2 separate regions of the Homo sapiens genome follow, and region 1 is linked to region 2. Evidence: read pairs that join two places in POLR2A ChIA-PET (ENCODE). Cell type or tissue: Panc1. All regions are shown on one strand. Links, peaks and the distances in the headings refer to the core of each region. The heading gives the core; the rest is flanking DNA.

Region 1 (2,885 bases), core at 371-2,870, 130 kb after region 2:
TGGCAGCACATATACTAAAATTGGAATGATATAGAGATTAGCATGGCCCCTGCACAAGGATGACATGCAAATTTGTGAAGCATTTCATATTTTGAAAAAGAAATGTCAGCCAGGTCATAAACAGTGTGACCCAGATCTAGGGGCCTTACCCTCTTGCCCCCTACTCCTGGTGTGTGGAATGTTGGAACAAAGCACAGTGGCTCCTTTCCTCTCTTCCCACCTCTGCTTGACAACAGTCGTCAAAGACAGGGCTTCCATATTTTCCAGCCAGCCTCCCACCCTCACGGTGTTGTATCAATCCACCAGGCCAAAAGATGTGACCCAGGCCCCAGTGGGAAGAAACTCATAAGGGATAAAGGACAGGCTCCCCGTGATACATTGTCCATTTACTTGAGCTATCTATGCTGGGTGCTCTCTGCAGGGACTACTGGCTTTTGGATCTACGGAGGGTGCTGGACCACTACACCTTTTCCCTCTGGGGTGGATCCTTGGAAGGGCCAGATATACTAGGCTGGGCAAAAGGGAAGAAAAAAGGGAAAGAAGGACATTTCTTTCTAAAATAACTTCCATCAGGCTTCATTTGGGTTAATATGCATCTCATTTAAAACACAAGTGCCCGGGAATATTAATGAAACTTACCTGGCATTTATTCCTTAGAGTGATTTCCCTGCCTTAGAAGGGAATCCTAGTCATTTCTGGGACTTGAGACTTTAGGTTCAGGCCTGGGGAAATTTCTCAGTCAGAAGGCATCCTAAAAGACAAGGGAGATGAAAAAAATGAGAGCTAGAACTCAAAAGGGAGGCAGAAAGGCCCAAAAAATTATTTTTACCCATCAATTTTGAGAAGGGTTCCCAGCCTGTAATTGCTGCACACTGGCAAGCAGCTGGTAAGGTCGAAAGAGCATGGGCTTTGAGTCAAATTGGTCTGGGTTTTAATCTGGCTCTACCATTGATTCATTTATTAGACGTGGACCTTGGACAAGTGCCTGATCTATTTTTAATTCTGCAAAATGGGGAGAGAGAAGAGATCTTCCCTCCTTCCAGGGGCCATGTGTGTGGTGGTGGGGCATGATAACCAGGCTGGCAGTGCCCCCTATTCCCCATATAGGGAAAAGCAGCCACTTTTTTTTTTTTTTTCAGATGAAGTCTTGCTCTGTAGCCCAGACTGGAGTGCAATGGCGTGATCTCGGCTCACTGCAATCTCCACCTCCCGGGTTCAAGCCATTCTCCTGCCTCAGCCTCCTGAGTAGCTGGGACTACAGGTGTGCGCCACCACACTCAGCTAATTTTTGTATTTTTATTAGAGATGGGATTCCACTATGTTGGCCAGGATGGTCTCGATCTCCTGACCTCATGATCCACCTGCCTCGGCCTCCCAAAGTGCGGGGATTATAGGCATGAGCCACCGCGCCCAGCCTGTCACTTCTTCAATAGGAGGCCTAAATGGCCTTGAAGCTGAGTAGGAGTCCCTGGGAGAGAAGAGAAAAGTGTACAATGGATGAGATGGTCACAGGCACTCTGGGTATCCCAGTGTGGTGGGAACTAGAGCTTTAGGGAAAGACAGAAACTTGGCAGAAACATCCAAAGAGAAGCAAACACATGGAGGCACAAGTTTCCTCATCTAGGTTCAATGTAGCCAGCAACCCTTGTCTTCCCAGTCCTCTCCATCACCATACATACAGTGGACATCCGCACCATTTCCCATCCTTTCTGAGCCTAGGCCTCAGAGACTTAGCCACTCCAGGCTGGGTTCACCTCAATACCATCTTGGTTGTAGGCTCGGCTCTCTCCCCCAATGACATGCACTGGTTGACACATACCACAGTGTGACACGCCATAGGATGCCACGAGGTACAAAGGGCAACAGAATGACGCATACACACATATTTAATCTTCCCATGCACATGCTCATCCACCCACTCCACACACAGTCCAGACACTCTGCATCCCTCAATCATGCTTCTGAGTCTCCTGTCGACAGTTGCCACCTCCTTCCTGACACACTGCCCCAGGCGGTGACTGTGACAAGGTGACTCCATGACCTTTTCTGACTTGAGCTAAATTCCAAAATTCTTTGGAAAGTTTCCTAACATCCTTCGTCAGAACAAGGAGTTTCTGCACGTACCAACACACAGGAGGATGCACCCTCAGAACACAGCACATTCTCACTCCCACCCATATTCACGTTGTTCCACTTCACACACACACACACACACACACACACACACAGCCACTTGTGCGCTTCTTCTGGCGCACATGAGCAAACTGCCTGTTGCTTTAGGTTTCTCTCCACCGCTAGGCTCCTTTTGGTTAGCTCACCCCCACAACTCATCCCCGGGATTTCCCTGACCACAGCCGCACTCACGCCCCCGTCTCCCCTTTTTCCTTCTCTGTCCAGCCATCGGGGGTTCCTGGGCGGTTAAGCATCTCCCCGGAGTCGCTGCCCAGAACCACAGCTTTCCTTCCGACACTCAGGATGGGGGAGAGAGGGGACGTCGGAGGGGCCCGGGGTGACGTCGAGGGGACAACCCCACCGCGGGCGGCGAGGCGGGCTGGGCCCCTGGCGGGCTCTCCCCGCAGCACACTCTCGCCGCGCCCCCTGGCGGATGCTAGTCCTCGACGGGCTCCGGACGCTCAGCTGAGTGAGGCGGGCGCGCGTGGGAGGGTGTCCCAAGGGGAGGGGTCCGCGGCCAGTGCAGGCCCGGAGGCGGGGGCCACCGGGCAGGGGGCGGGGGTGAGCCCCGACGGCCAACCCGTCAGCTCTCGGCTCAGACGGGCGGGAACCACAGCCCCGCTCGCTGCCCATTGTCTGCGCCCCTAACCGGTGCGCCCTGGTGCCACAGTGCGGCCCGGAGGGGCAGCCTCCTCCCGTCACTTCAGCCAGCG
Region 2 (2,918 bases), core at 317-2,816:
TATCTCACAATCACCTGAGAAATGACTGATTGTTCTGTATCAGTACATCATGGCTATCACACAGAAATACCTATGTCTTGGGCTGGGCATGGTGGCTCACCGTGTAATCCTAGCACTTTTGGAGGCCAAAGCGGGCAGATCATGAGGTCAGGAGATTGAGACCATCCTGGCCAACACGGTGAAACCCCATCTCTACTAAAAATACAAAAATTAGCCAGGCATGGTGGCACGTGCCTGTAGTCCCAGCTACTCAGGAGGCTGACGCAGGAGAATCACTTGAACCCAGGAGGCGGAGGTTGCAGTGAGCCAAGATCATACCACTGCACTCCAGCCTGGCAGCAGAGCGTGATCCGTTTCAAAAAAAAAAAAAAAGAAAGAAATACCTATGTCTTGACTGGGTGTGGTGGCTCATGCCTGTAATCTCAGCACTTTGGGAGGCTGAGGTGGGTGGATCGCTTGTCCAGGAGTTCGAGACCAACCTGGGCAATATGGCAAAAACCCATCTCTACTAAAAATATAAAAAATTAGCCACGCATGGTGGTACACGCTACCCAGGAGGCTGAGGTGGAAGGACTGCTTGAGCCCGGGAGGCAGAGGCTGCAGTAAGCCGAGATTGTGCCACTGCACCCCAGTCTGGGTGACAGGGCAAAACCCTGTCACACACCAAAAAATAAAAAATAAAAAAAACACTTACAGCCCTAAGAAAACAATCCCAAAGGAAGGCTATTTTCTCTGTACAGCATCCTGGATTTCATTCATTCTTTCAACAAATATTCACCGAGCACCTACAAGGTGCCAGAAATTGTTGTAGGTAACGGAGACAAAGCAGTAAAGAAAACAAAGTCTCATGCTGGGCGTGGTGGCTCACGCCTATAATCCCAGCACTTTGGGAGGCTGAGGCGGGCAGATCAAGAGGTCAGGAGATCAAGACCATCCTGGCTAACAGGGTGAAACCCCGTCTCCACTAAAAATACAAAAAAATTAGCCGGGCGTGGTGGTGGGCGCCTGTAGTCCCACCTACTCGGGAGGCTGAGGCAGGAGAATGGCGTGAACCCGGGAGGCAGAGCTTGCAGTGAGCCGAGATCATGCCACTGCACTCCAGCCTGGGTGACAGAGTGAGACTCCGTCTCAAAAACAAAACAAAACAAAAAACAAAAAAAAAAAGAAAACAAAGTCTCCTACTTCATAAAGCTTAAATTCTAGTGTAGCGGAAAGGATTTTAAATAGTAATGAATGCTAATGAAGAAAATAAAACAGTGATATGATGGGTAGGGGTATAACAAGAGATAGATGGCTCAGGGAAGAAGTTTTAGTTGACATTTAAGCTGAGACTTGAATGATGGGAAAGAGGGCCATGAAAAGATCAGGGTAAAAAACCCTTGTTAGATACAAGAAATGTGAACTAGCTTAGCATGTTTGTCAGGTTTGTTTTGTTGTTGTTGTTGTTGAGACAGGGTCTCACCCTCTCACGCAAGATGGAGGGCAGTGGCACAATCACGGCACACTGCAGCCTTGACTTCCCAGGCTCAAGCGATCCTCCTGCCTAGGCCTCCCAAGTAGCTGGGACTATAGGCGCATGCCACCACACCTGACTAATTTTTTTTTTTTTTTTTTGAGATGGAGTCTTGCTCTGTCGCCCAGGCTGGAGTGCAATGGCATGATCTTGGCTCACTACAACCTCCACCTCCCAGGTTCAAGTGATTCTCCTGCCTCAGCCTCCTGAGTAGTTGGGATTACAGGCGCGTGCCACACCACGCCTGGCTAATTTTTGTATTTTTAGTAGAGGCGGGGTTTCACCATGTTGGCCAGGCTGGTCTCAAACTCCTGACCTCAGGTGATCCGCCCTGAGTGCCCAAAGTGCTGGGATAACAAGCATGAGCCACCATGCCCGGCCCCAACTAATTCTTAAAATTTTTATTAGAGACAAGGTCTCAATTTGTTGCCCAGGCTAGTCTTGAACTCCTGGGCTCAAGGGATCCTTCGGCCTCAGCCTCCCAAAGTGCTGGTATTACAGGTGTGAGCCCAACTACACGTTTGTCAGTTAAAAACATATTTGTTTGGCCAGGCCTGGTGGCTCATGCCTGTAGTACCAGCACCTTGGGAGGCCAAGGCGGGAGGATCACTTAAGCCCAGGAGTTCGAGACCAGCCAGGGTAATATAGCAAGACTTCCCGTCTATTTTGAACAATAAAATTTTACATTTATAAACAGTTAAAAATCAGCCGGAGGCCAGGAGCAGTGGCTCACGCCTGTAATCCCAGCACTTTGGGAGGCTGAGATAGGCAGATCATGAGGTCAGGAGTTCGAGACCAGCCTGGCCAACAGGGTGAAACCCCGTCTCTACTAAAAATACAAAAATTAGCCAGGCGTGATGTCAGGCATCTGTAATCCCAGATACTCGGAAGGCTGAGGCAGAACTGCTTGAACCCAGGAGGTGCGGGTTGTTGTGAGCCGAGATAGTGCCACTGCACTAGCCTGGGTGACAGAGCAAGACTCCCTCTGTCTCGAGAGAAAAAAAAAAAAAAATCAGCCAGGTGTGGTGGTTCACACTTGTAATCCTAGCACTTTGGGAGGCTAGGGTGGGTGGAATGCCTGAGCTCAAAAGTGCTCAAGAGCTCATAGGCAGAGGCCTGGGAGGAAAATATCGTCCAGGAACACGGCTTGTGCCCCCAGGAGCCAATACTACCTATGGGGCCCATGCCCCTTCGCTCCTGCCTGGGGAGGATCACCTGAGCCCAGGCTGAGGTGGAAAGACTTCTTGACCCTGGGAAGCACTAATGCAGGAGGAATACTGATTCAGGATGAGTTCAGTGAGCTGGGCAGGAGTCAGATAATGAAAATGTGTTACAGGTCAGAGTAGAGTTAACTTGGATTTTAACTGCAATGGGGATCTTAGAAGAGCTTTAAACAGGAAGCAAT

The links. ChIA-PET counts read pairs that join two places held together with the same protein. Peaks named below come from ENCODE experiments on the same cell type or tissue, not always from the same donor. Only the 100,000 strongest peaks of a DNase experiment are listed, where the experiment ranks them.
Region 1: POLR2A ChIA-PET joins it to region 2 with 5 read pairs; 19 of 35 experiments call an interaction of 5 or more read pairs at or near these places.

Annotation. Positions count from the first base shown.
Region 1 is chr12:48,975,553-48,978,437 of GRCh38, forward strand. WNT1 (Wnt family member 1) reads left to right here and starts at 2,770. Exons shown (of 4, transcript NM_005430.4): 1 at 2,770-2,885. It also overlaps the pseudogene RNU6-940P. RefSeq lists a silencer at 2,455-2,824. In Panc1, for the core only: CTCF peaks have their summits at 1,074, 1,282 and 2,602 (motif pointing left); no DNase peak of the experiment used is centred there; H3K4me3 peaks cover 278 bases.
Region 2 is chr12:48,847,156-48,850,073 of GRCh38, forward strand. All of the region lies in intron 1 of DDX23 (DEAD-box helicase 23), which reads right to left. Among named protein-coding and RNA genes, the nearest start is that of DDX23, 3.5 kb to the right of the region's middle. In Panc1, for the core only: no CTCF peak of the experiment used is centred there; no DNase peak of the experiment used is centred there.